2 separate regions of the Homo sapiens genome follow, and region 2 is linked to region 1. Evidence: read pairs that join two places in POLR2A ChIA-PET (ENCODE). Cell type or tissue: HepG2. All regions are shown on one strand. Each heading gives the region's core, and the rest is flanking DNA. Links, peaks and the distances in the headings are about the cores only.

Region 1 (5,378 bases), core at 63-5,062:
TACAGTCAAAGAGAAGCAGAATTGGAAACTCAGCTACCTTTCCCTCTTGTGCTAAACCCAAGTTTGTGACAATGCAGTCAGAATTAGTTACTTTCGGGGAGGATTTGCAATATCTGGACCCAACTGCAGTAGCAGTAAAGAGATTGACAAAGGAGGGCAAGCATAACATGTAAACTATTCCCAATGAATGGTTTAGAAACTCGTAAAGCCAAACTGGCACTTTCTAGGGATGAAGTGACGGACCTACCGCGACTAGGGAGACCAGGCTGTGGTTCTAGGTGTTTAGCTCTCCCAGTTTGTCTGTCCTGAAATAGCCAGAAACAAAATTCAACCCAGTGTCACTGCTCCCCAAAATTTACAATCTTATTGGCTAATAAGACTGGCCCAGCATGAAACAATGGTAATAAGTGCAGATTGTGGCCAAGATGACAGGTAATAGAGTTGTGTCAAAATACAGGGGCTGACGTGGGTCAGAGGAGACAGGGAAGGCTCCTGGGAAAGTTGGACTTGAATTGGCACTGAGTCCTTCCCTCGTTTGGATTCAGATGGGGTTTGAGTCCTAGATTCACCAGGACTTACTTTGAGCAGGTATATAAGATCTCTGAACATCAGCATTCTCATCTACAAGATGGGGAAAATAGTAACAATGTCCTAGGCTTTTTGCGAGCATTAAATGACATAAAGTACCTAGCGATTAAGTGGTCAGTAATGTTAGATCATCCATTACTTCCATGGCTACAAAGAATTCCCTCTTTCTGGGACTGGCTCACGAATCTGGCCACAACATTCAAATTTGTAAGGCTGCTATTTCTGCCTGGGGTGAGGTGCCTGGGTGGTGGTGGGAGTGGGGAGTGGTATAAACAAACCATGAGCTGCTTTTCCTAACTATGTACCCAGTTCCCCTAACTGAATTACAAGTGTCTCTTTTTTTTTTTGGAGACAGAGTCTCACTCTGTCACCCAGGCTGGAGTGCAATGGCGTGATCTTGGTTTACTACAACATCTGCCTCCCAGGTTCAAGTGATTCTCCTGCCTCAAGCCTCCCAAGTAGCTGGGATTACAGGTGCCCGCCACCACACCCGACTAATTTTAGTATCACAAGTGTCTCTTAAACTAGAAAATCTAAGGCATAGCTTGCATTGAGAGGGATATTTTGTCCAAGTACTCACTTGGCTGAAAAGACCAGTTTTCATCACAAAGCTGATATCACATTTTTGAGCTGCTTGGCTTCCCTTCCTAGCCTCTCCTAATTTGTAAACATTTCTCAATTTTACTATACACAAAATAGGAAGTTATGAAATCCCAGCTCTGAGCTTGAGTGCTGTTCATTCTGGAAAAGCAGGCCTAGGAATCGGTTGATTTTAAACTAATTTTAATCAGTAAGAACTTGGTCATGAACCGAGAAGAAATATAGCATAATGGTTAGGAGCAGGGACTCTGGGTTCAGACCACCTGGACTTGCTTCCTGGCTCTGTCACCTTGCTATCTGCATGACTTTGGGTAAGGTATTTACTCTCTGTGCCTTAGTTTACTCATCTGTTAAATGGGAAAATAATGGTACACATCTCATAGTGTGGTTGTGATGAGTAAATTAGTCAACATATATGTGAAGTGCTTAGAGCAGTAAGTGGCTGATGTAAGTCCTAAATATGTGTTAGCCATCATTAATATCATTATGTCCTGGTGAAAAGGGGAGAGGGAAGGTTTAAGGCCCTGATGGATGCGGTCCCCCTAAACAAGAGGGCACTAAGAGAGCCAGCACCAGCTGGGCCTGGCAACAGTGGGAGGCAGGGAAAAGAATACTCTTAGGAAGGTATGGCCCAACTGCCAGATCCTAGTGAGAGAGCCCAGGTTGAATCAATGACAGGAATCTGCCAGCAGAGAACCCCTTTAGAATTTGACTGTCTCCATTCCAGAATTCTGGGCTTCCTGGGACATAGCCTCTCTGCCAGCCTGCCCAAAACCTTTTTCAGTAAGGATGACACACTTAGACAGGGCTGACTCAGTAACAGGCCCTTTGTTCTGTCTCCTGGACCTCTGGGTGCCACTGTCTGTACATGTCCAGCTTGGCAGGCAGCTGGCATCCTAAGGATTCAGGTCGTTATCAGCTGGACACTGACTAAACAGAGCCCCTCCCAGCCAAGTGATGTGTGAGGCAGTGCACGTAGGCCTGCATACCTCATATCTCTGCCCGGGCAATTACAACCCAACCACCCTGCCCCATTCCAAGGCAGCTGGAGCCAGCTAGGGCACAGCGTTTGGGGCAGAAGCCAGGTATTTTTCCTCCTTTTATCCTTTTTGATTCCGTAGGCATTTTCTTCTAAGCTCAGGATCTAACTGCAATGTCCCACATGGGAAAACAAACCTGAGAGGCAGGAACTAGGCCGTGTCTGCTCATGATGCTGCCTTTTACTGCTCTGAAATGGAGCCAAAAAAAGGCGCAGCCTCTGTCCTCCAGGACAGAAAAGCTAGAAGCAGTGTGTCCTTTCCCTAGCCGCTGTTTGCCTTTTGAGCATGTTGCATATACCCGCACATTAGTGGTGCACTGTCTAGTCTGGTGTTCAGATCTATATTTAAATACTACTGTGGGATTCAGAGTCCAAGTGTGTAAAGTGCAAGCCTGGGCTTGGCCAGGCATCAAGGTTTGCGGCCTACCCAGTGGGTCCTTAAAGCTGGCCTCTTGCATCAGAAGTGATCCCATGCACTTCTGATGACAGTTTGTGACAACTCCCTCTGGTTTGGGAAGTCTCCCTGTGCATGTTCTCTTATCTCAGCCGAGAGGACCACGTGTGAATATTAACAATTGGTACCATTTATTGGACGCTTGCTCTGCACCAGACAGTATGCTGAAGGTACTTTCTATAACAATTTCCTGTACCCATCTCCCATCCCCAGTGCTTCAATGGAGGTAGTGGATCAATTCTGCTTTACAGATGAGGACACTGAGATGCAGTGACATTAGGTAACTTAAGGTCACCCAAGTAGGAAGTGGTAAGGTCAATATATATATATTTTTTGAGACAGAATCTCACTGTGTCTCCCAGGCTGGAGTGCAGTGGGGGGTGCTCTGGGCTCACTGCAACCTCCACCTTCCAGATTTAAGCGATTCTCCTGCCTCAGTAGGAATAGCTGGGATTACAGGCGTGGGCCACCATGCCTAGCTGATTTTTGTATTTTTATTAGAGACGGGGTTCACTATGTTGGTCAGGCTGGTCTCGAACTCCTGGCCTCAGGTGATCTGCCTGACTTGGCCTCCCAAAGTTCTGGGATTACAGGCATGAGCCACCGCACCCGGATGGACCAGTACTTGGACAGTTTGATCCAGAGCATGTTCTGCAGCATCTCTCTGCTTGTGTCTCTCCAACAATTAAACCAATGCCTGGGAATTATCATCCTCATTGTGATGATTTTTATCAGCCAGCAGGGGCCAGAAGCTTCTATGTGGTGGACGCATTTGGCTAATTTGCTGTGCCGTTGGTGATAGGGAGAATAACACACACAAAAAAATTGAGTTATTTCCTTACTGATTTCTATTAGTTTGATTCAACAAATATTTAGTGAGCATTTGCATTGTGCAAGGCAGAACTAGCAAAGAGGGCTGCTACAAGGTAATTGCTTTCAAAGAGCTGGCACTCTAGAAAGAGAAATTGTCTTTCCAAATTCCCAAGATGGCCCACAAGGCCATCCTCTTCAGTCTCTTAAGGGCCGTCCTCTTCAGTCACATTGCTCTGCATTCCCCTCCTTTGTCTGAAGCCTCCTCCAAGTCCTTTTGTTTGGGGAGCTCCCTACTAGCCCAGGGCCTTGCACCTTCTGTTCATCAGCCTGAAATACTTCACACCTCTGCCTGGTTAACTCCTCATCCTTCAGGGGATTCTCTCCCACTCCCATAGAATAGGTCAGGTTCTCCCCTCTCATCTCATCACAGGTCCCTCTACTTTTAATTTTTGCAATTATTTGATTAATCTGTTACTGATGAGGGCACAGATGCTTTTGTTGTTCACCCCTGTATTCCCAGCACATAATAGGTGTTTGCTAAATATTCTTAAGGGAATGAAGATTACAGATTATTTATTCAAGCAAAAACTGGGGCATGTTAGTCCCCAGTCCCCCAAGAAGCAGACATCAAGACAAGATCAAACATGGCAGGATTTTAGTAGTGTGAAAGTCTACGAGAAAGTGGCAAGGGAGCTAAAGGAAGGTAAAACAGTCGTCACACTGTAAGTCTGATCCTAGAGTGAAGAAAGGAAGGCTGAGTGGAGTGTTGTGTTTTTTTTTTTTTTCCTTGAGACGAAGTCTCACTCATTGCCCAGGCTGCAGTTGAGTGGAGTGATCTCAGTTCATTGCAACCTCTGCCTTCCAGGTGCAAATGATTCTCCTGCCTCAGCCTCCTGAGTAGCTGGGACTACAGCCACACACCACCATACCTGGCTAATTTTTGTATTTTTAGTAGAGATGGGGTTTTGCCATGTTGGCTAGGCTGGTCTCGAACTCCTGAGCTCAGTTGATCTGCCCGCCTCAGCCTCCCAAAGTGCTGGGATTACAGGCATGAGCCACCGCACCCAGCCTGGGTGGAGTGCTTTATACCTTCCTCTGCAGTCTGAGGAAAGTTTGGCAAGGCCGTGGAGGACTTTAGGCCAGACAAAGTCAACTGAAGGTTGGGAGCCCATAGGAGGTGGGACCTGGCCCTGGGCTTCCGGAGCTCAGCACCTGAGGCGCTCTGTTAATTACGCACTCCTTGTGGATGGAAGGCTGGGGGCTCATTCTCCTGGCTGCCACGTGGGGGTTCTGAGAGGCGAGAGGAGGTGGCTTCTGGTGTATAGAAGGAGAAAAATTACCAAAGACATGTCTTCCGTAAAAAGGTAGGACATCTTACTTTTGAGGCTCAGTAAGTATCTGTCGAACATGTAGCATTCTTTGACACTGTGGAAGACACTATAGGTTTGAGTACACATGGGCTCACTTCAAAAAACTTATGAGCTAATTAAGAGACAAAGTAAACTCACATACATGCTCCTGAATCTCAGTTTTCTCGTTTCTGAAAAGGAGATAACACCACTTACCTCGTGTGACATGTGACAGATCCAGTAACTTCTGTGAATAGGGTAGGTGCTCAACAAGTAAGATTTGAATATGAGTTTAAAAAAATAATAATGCATTGGCCTCTCCACCTTTTCAGTTTTTCTAGTCATTTCAACAGGGTCGACACCTTTTAAAGTAACTTTTGGGTTAGGAAGTGTGTTTTCCTTGTAATTAATCAGTAGTCCTCTGAGGCTTTTTGAAAAAAGATCATTTCAAGTAGAAGAACCACAGTTTAAATAGGTGATCAGCACTAAGGGAAGATTTAGTATCAAGTTGCCACATTTAAGGGACTCTTTGGAG
Region 2 (5,378 bases), core at 124-5,123, 130 kb after region 1:
TGTATACATGTATGGAAAATCACTCTGTATCCCATAAATAGGCAAAATTATTACATGCTGACTAAAAATAAAAGGAAAATAAAATAAAATCAGACCCATATTTCACACCACATGCAAGAAAAATCTCCAAATGAGTTTGAAATTTTAATGTAAAAAGTGATAGCATGTAAGCAATGGGTGATTTCCTCATTAACCTTGATGTACATAAAGGCTTTCTAAATATAACTGAAAATTCAGAGACATAATTAATAAATTTGACTATATTAAAAAAACCAGAAGTGAAGCAATTCAAATCACTTGTCACTTAAGAGGTGAACAGTTACAATTTGCTAAAAGTATACTTTTTCATCCTTCCAGGAGTGTTAAACATTTTGGTGAAGACAGGTCTGTTACATCAGCTTGTGGAGGTCTCAGCTGAGGGTCAGTGTCCCTGAATTTCCCTCCGTTCTACTCACTGGGCTCTGCTGCCTCCACAGCTGCCTGGACTGTGGCTGCAGAACACACGGAGGAAAGGAGCCGGGGACTGGGGCTCTGACTGAGGGACCAGGGCAGATGCACACTCCCTGACCCTACAGCTCTTACCAGTCTCATCCCATGGACTGTATCTGCCAATCCCCAGCAGGGCCAGGTTTCTAGTTTATGTTAAACTGGAAAGGTAACAGTCTTAGTTATTATCAGTTCCATGTTGGTTGTTACTAGCAAGCAAGGGGAGATGGTGACATGGCATACTGGCTGACTTCAGATGACAGGGGAAGTTTGAGATTGCTGTCACTGCTTGTTTGGAACAAACAGAACAGAAAGGCCTAAGACCGACCTAGCTTCTAAGGAAACGATACATCCTTATTTGGGTTCTGCCCAAACATCTCTTTCACATCTCTTGAGACTGCAATAGGGACCTCTCCTCTAATTTTAAGTGGAGAGTGGACTTGCCGTTCTGAGGATTTAGAATGGTAAAAGCCAAACTTGTATTTGTGGGTAAGTTGTTTCGAACCCCCATGAACCTCAATAAGAGAAGGCACCAAGTTTAAGAGGCCAAAGAAGAACCCCAGCACCAATAAATGAGACATGGGGTTTTATTAGGTGCTTATTTACAGGAGAGAGAGTCCAGTGGCAGTGGGCTGGCCAGGAGAACTGTTACCACCTGCAAACATCATGCTGTTTATGTAGCATTTTCACTTAACACCCTCCCCTCAACAACCTCTACCTAGCAACCTTCATTTAACCCAACACTAAGGGCCTCAATGCCCTTTACAGCCCATATTCCACGGGATGGACCCAGGGCTCGGATATTTACCATAGGCAAATAATAAATCTCCGGGTTGGGCATGCCTGGATTCCCTAGCTCAAAACACACATTCAGGTGGCATCTGCCATACAGGGTCCATTCTAAGAGTATGCTTAAATTATTACTATCAGGTGCGTTAACCCTACCGTGTATAGGTGAAAGTATTGAAACTTTGAAACTGGCCTTAAGCTTACTAGCTGTGTGACCTTAGGAAAATTCCTTACCCTCTCTGTGCCTCAGCTTCCTTGTCTATAAAATGGGGCTCATAATAGAACATATTTCCTGTTGGCTTTTATGAGGCTTAATGAGTGAATATTTGTGAAGTGATTACAACAGTGCCTGCCACACGATGACCAGCATATTCATGCTTGTTTAATAAATACAGACACTGTGATAACTACTGCCCTGGTAGAAGAAGTTAGTGTCTTATCTCTGAAGATTTAAATAATGGAAAGCTACCTATTTGCCTCCTTGTATGCGCACTGACTTGCAAAACAGTTTCGCCATTTGACACCTGGACTCTGAGAGCAAGAGAAGCAGGAAATAGGGGTTTCAGACAGTGCCAAGCAGAGCCGAATAAGACCTTGGCTTAGGGAGCTTGGATGGAAGGGTGGAGGAATGGAAGGCACCTTGCCGTGGGGCAGCAGCTGAAGGCACTTTTTCTCATTTCGCATTTCCCAAGGTGCGTTCTGCCTCTATACTTCACTTGACTCATTGGGAAAATGGAATGAGTAGACGAGTAATACTTGACCCTGTGCGAGCACTTATAGCTACACAAATTCAATCACGTCTCTGAAACCCACATAGGAGCCTGGTCTTCGCGATGACCTGTACAAATGACAGTAATGTTATTATGAAGTTTTGTCTTCAAGGAGAATAATTACATCATGGCCATTTCTTTCCCTATTAAATTATGGCCAGCTGCCTCTTAATAAAAAATAAAAAGAAGGACTCTGCATTTACTGTAGTTAAATGTTAATGGTCTTACCATAGGCAAGGAACAAATCTCCGGGTTGGGTGCCTGGATTCCCTAGCTCGAAACACACATTCAGGTGCATCTGCCATACAGGGTCATTCTAAGTGTATGCTTAAATTATTGCTATCAGATGCATAATATTTTCCCCAAACCCCAGCCATGTGTTTCTATGGAGGTAGAGATCATTGTAGAACAAAGATATCCCAAGATTGTGAAGAAGGGGCATTGATGACCTTTAACCCTATATAAGGTCTGAGCTCCTCCACAGCTGCTGCTGCTTTACTGAACAAACTGCTGAGCCCGAGACTGGAGGGGTCTTTAGAGGTCAGCTCGTTCCTCCATCAGATGCCTGACTGCCCCTTCTTATTACCAGCTGTGACTTCCTTCTGCAAAACCATACTTAAGCCAGACTAGTGCAGGGTCCACTGCCCACATGGTTGGAAGTGTGTGGTCACACAACTACCAAAGTTCTGGACCCGTGAAGTAGTCCTTGCTACAGTATGTTCAAGCCTGGAAAAGTCTCAGCTCTGGGATAAGGTAAGGACACTCGATTTTGACATCCTTGGGTATACGGTGCTGCTTTTTGGATGATAAACACACAAAAGGGCAGGGAATGCTGCAGGAAGCTAAGCACAACCATCAGCGTTGTGTGTGTGACATGTAGGTGGTCCTCTTAGGCGTTGAGAGACAGTACTGGATGTTTGGGGTATGAAATTGTGTTAATTACCAGTACTTCATAGTAGCTTGGCAGAGAGTCAGAAACATGTATTGGAAACAACATGGACTTTGGAGTCAAACTTGGTTTTAAACTCCAGTTCAGCTGTTTATAATTGTGCAAGCTGTGTATGTTATTTAACCTCTAGATCCCTCAGCTTCCTCCTCTGTCACCTTGCCTCCATTCTCAATGGTTACATAATAACTTACAAAATGTTTATTGTCCCCATGAATCTGGGCTCTGCTGGCTTAGAGGCTTTAGTGCCCAAAGGATGTACACTTCCACCAGGAGGTACAGTGATACTTCTGTTGAATTTGGATATTAAAAGCACCACCTGGCCATTTACGGCTTCAGGAATTACTACTAGGTAAGTAGGCAAACATGAACAACAAAAAACAGTGTTGGCTGGAATATTCGATGAAACTACTAAGGGCAAGCAAAAGTCACTGTTGCCCAAAGAAGATTCAGAGAAACGGGATGGAAGATATCAAAGCTTACCCTGGGTTCCCTCCCTGGACTAACGTGCCCCGTAAAGGTTAAGAGACAGATCTAGCAACATTCCTCAGGCAGCACTTCACGGAGTTCAGCCCCACTGAGAACGAGGGTTTGGGTTACTCTTCCAGGAAAAGAGCCCTGAACAGCTGTGGAGCTGGTTGAAGGGGAAGTGTAATGGTTAAACAAATGTTTAACCATTGAAAAGTGCAACAGTTAAACAGTTACCAGTTGACTCCATATCCACCCTTCATTACCTCGATGATGAAGCTACGCCCTGGAAAAATTTCTCCCTTGCCTTCTCGCACAATGTTAAACTTTGTCAGTAGAGGGTGCTGGAGGGATGTCGCAGGAGGAAGGGACCTCTCTTCCTGTCCTCAGTGTGCTTATTTCGGCTTGCTCCATGGTTTGCGGTAGCATAGACTGCAGGACACCAGGTGGCACTTACCCTTTAGCAAGTTTTAGCTAGTCCCCAGCCCGCGTGCTCGGCTCCTGGCACCCAGTGGGAGGCTTCCTGACCACCAACCAGCCTCAGCTCCCAGAGTTTGGATCAGCTCCAGCCCACCATTCAGTGGGCTGCAGCCCAGCCTTGTGAAGGGGCTGCCCTTCCAAGTTTGTTCCTCCCTCAGCTGCTCCTCTTCAGCCCTAGGACATGTTTTATGTATCAACATATACTCCCTATACATACTTCTTCATGTTAAACTTTCTCTGTTCAAATTACTTAGTTTCTGTCTCCTGCCTGGACCCTGACTGATACAGAATTGGTATCGGGAGATCCCTCCTATTCCTTCTGAAAGTGCGCGCGCGCAGGTACGTCAGTACGCGGTTTTTGAAGGCTTTCTTTGGGCCTAAGTGCAGTGCTCAGCTACTTGCCAATTGGAAATGAGACGTGAATAATCTATTGCATGCAGTGGCAATACAATTAAGCCCTTGTGTTTAATTGCAATGAAAATGTCAAAGGAAGCAGGTTCCTTGGAATCCCAAGCAATTGCTTGACCTGACTGTTCCAGCAGTAGAGATGACTACATGGGCTGTGATGTGGAGTGGATTTTCCTGACTTTACTAGAATATTTACAGAGAGAAAGTGATGGAATCAGGTCCTTTAATGTCTTTCAGCTCAAGTGACAGTCTGAGAACCAGAGAGCTTCTATTTTAGCCCTAAAATAATTGCTGTTTCTTATTACCACAGAGCTGCTACTTCTGAAAATAAGACATAAAATTTAATTCCATGGGTTGCTGAATTAGGATAAATTCACAGTGTTGCAAAATTTCTTGTGTTAAAATTTACGGCATTGACTGGGAAAGAATGGGATTCTGAAACCTGGAATATCTGATTGGATTCAGATAAAACTGACAGTCCTGAAACCCCAAGTCATGCTGAGCTTCCTTGGCCAGTGAAAGTCCCTTGCCTTTCATTGTCTGAATAGACTAGCCTTCTTTAGCTTGAAAACCTTTATAACCTCATTTGGGGCAGATGCCTTGGAAGGGGATGTTCATTCTTAAGACCCACCGGGACCATCCCTTGTTCCATTAGCCCTATAACTAAGGTAAATTCTCAGCATGCTCCAAAGACAGGTATATACTAGGATTGGGGGAGGAGAAACTCAGACACTAAGTGAATTGCAAGACTTTGCTAATATTATCTATCAAAAGAAACCTGGAGAATAAGTATGGGAGTGGATTCTAAAGGTGTTACCTACTGTGGTTATGGATTTTCTCCACCTTATATTTTTACAAGGCTTTTTGCTTTATGTTCTTTGAAGTCCTGGAGAAACAGCACAATTCTTTGTGACCATTACGATTTTTGTGGATTATAAGTTTTAAAAATCCCCTCTTTTTTCCTTTGGTGATAGCAGACAAAATAGAGTTCAAGCAACTATTAATATTATTATGCTCATCTTCTGGGTAGA

The links. Peaks named below come from ENCODE experiments on the same cell type or tissue, not always from the same donor. Only the 100,000 strongest peaks of a DNase experiment are listed, where the experiment ranks them.
Region 2: POLR2A ChIA-PET joins it to region 1 with 5 read pairs; 1 of 35 experiments calls an interaction of 5 or more read pairs at or near these places.

What each region holds. Positions count from the first base shown.
Region 1 is chr14:34,032,566-34,037,943 of GRCh38, reverse strand. All of the region lies in intron 5 of LOC102724945 (a long non-coding RNA gene), which reads left to right. Among named protein-coding and RNA genes, the nearest start is that of EGLN3-AS1, 4.7 kb to the left of the region's middle. In HepG2, for the core only: no CTCF peak of the experiment used is centred there; DNase peaks (open chromatin) are centred at 2,103 and 2,593; H3K4me3 peaks cover 720 bases.
Region 2 is chr14:33,907,332-33,912,709 of GRCh38, reverse strand. No RefSeq gene overlaps it. Among named protein-coding and RNA genes, the nearest start is that of EGLN3, 41 kb to the left of the region's middle. In HepG2, for the core only: a CTCF peak has its summit at 3,797 (motif pointing right); DNase peaks (open chromatin) are centred at 3,079 and 3,779.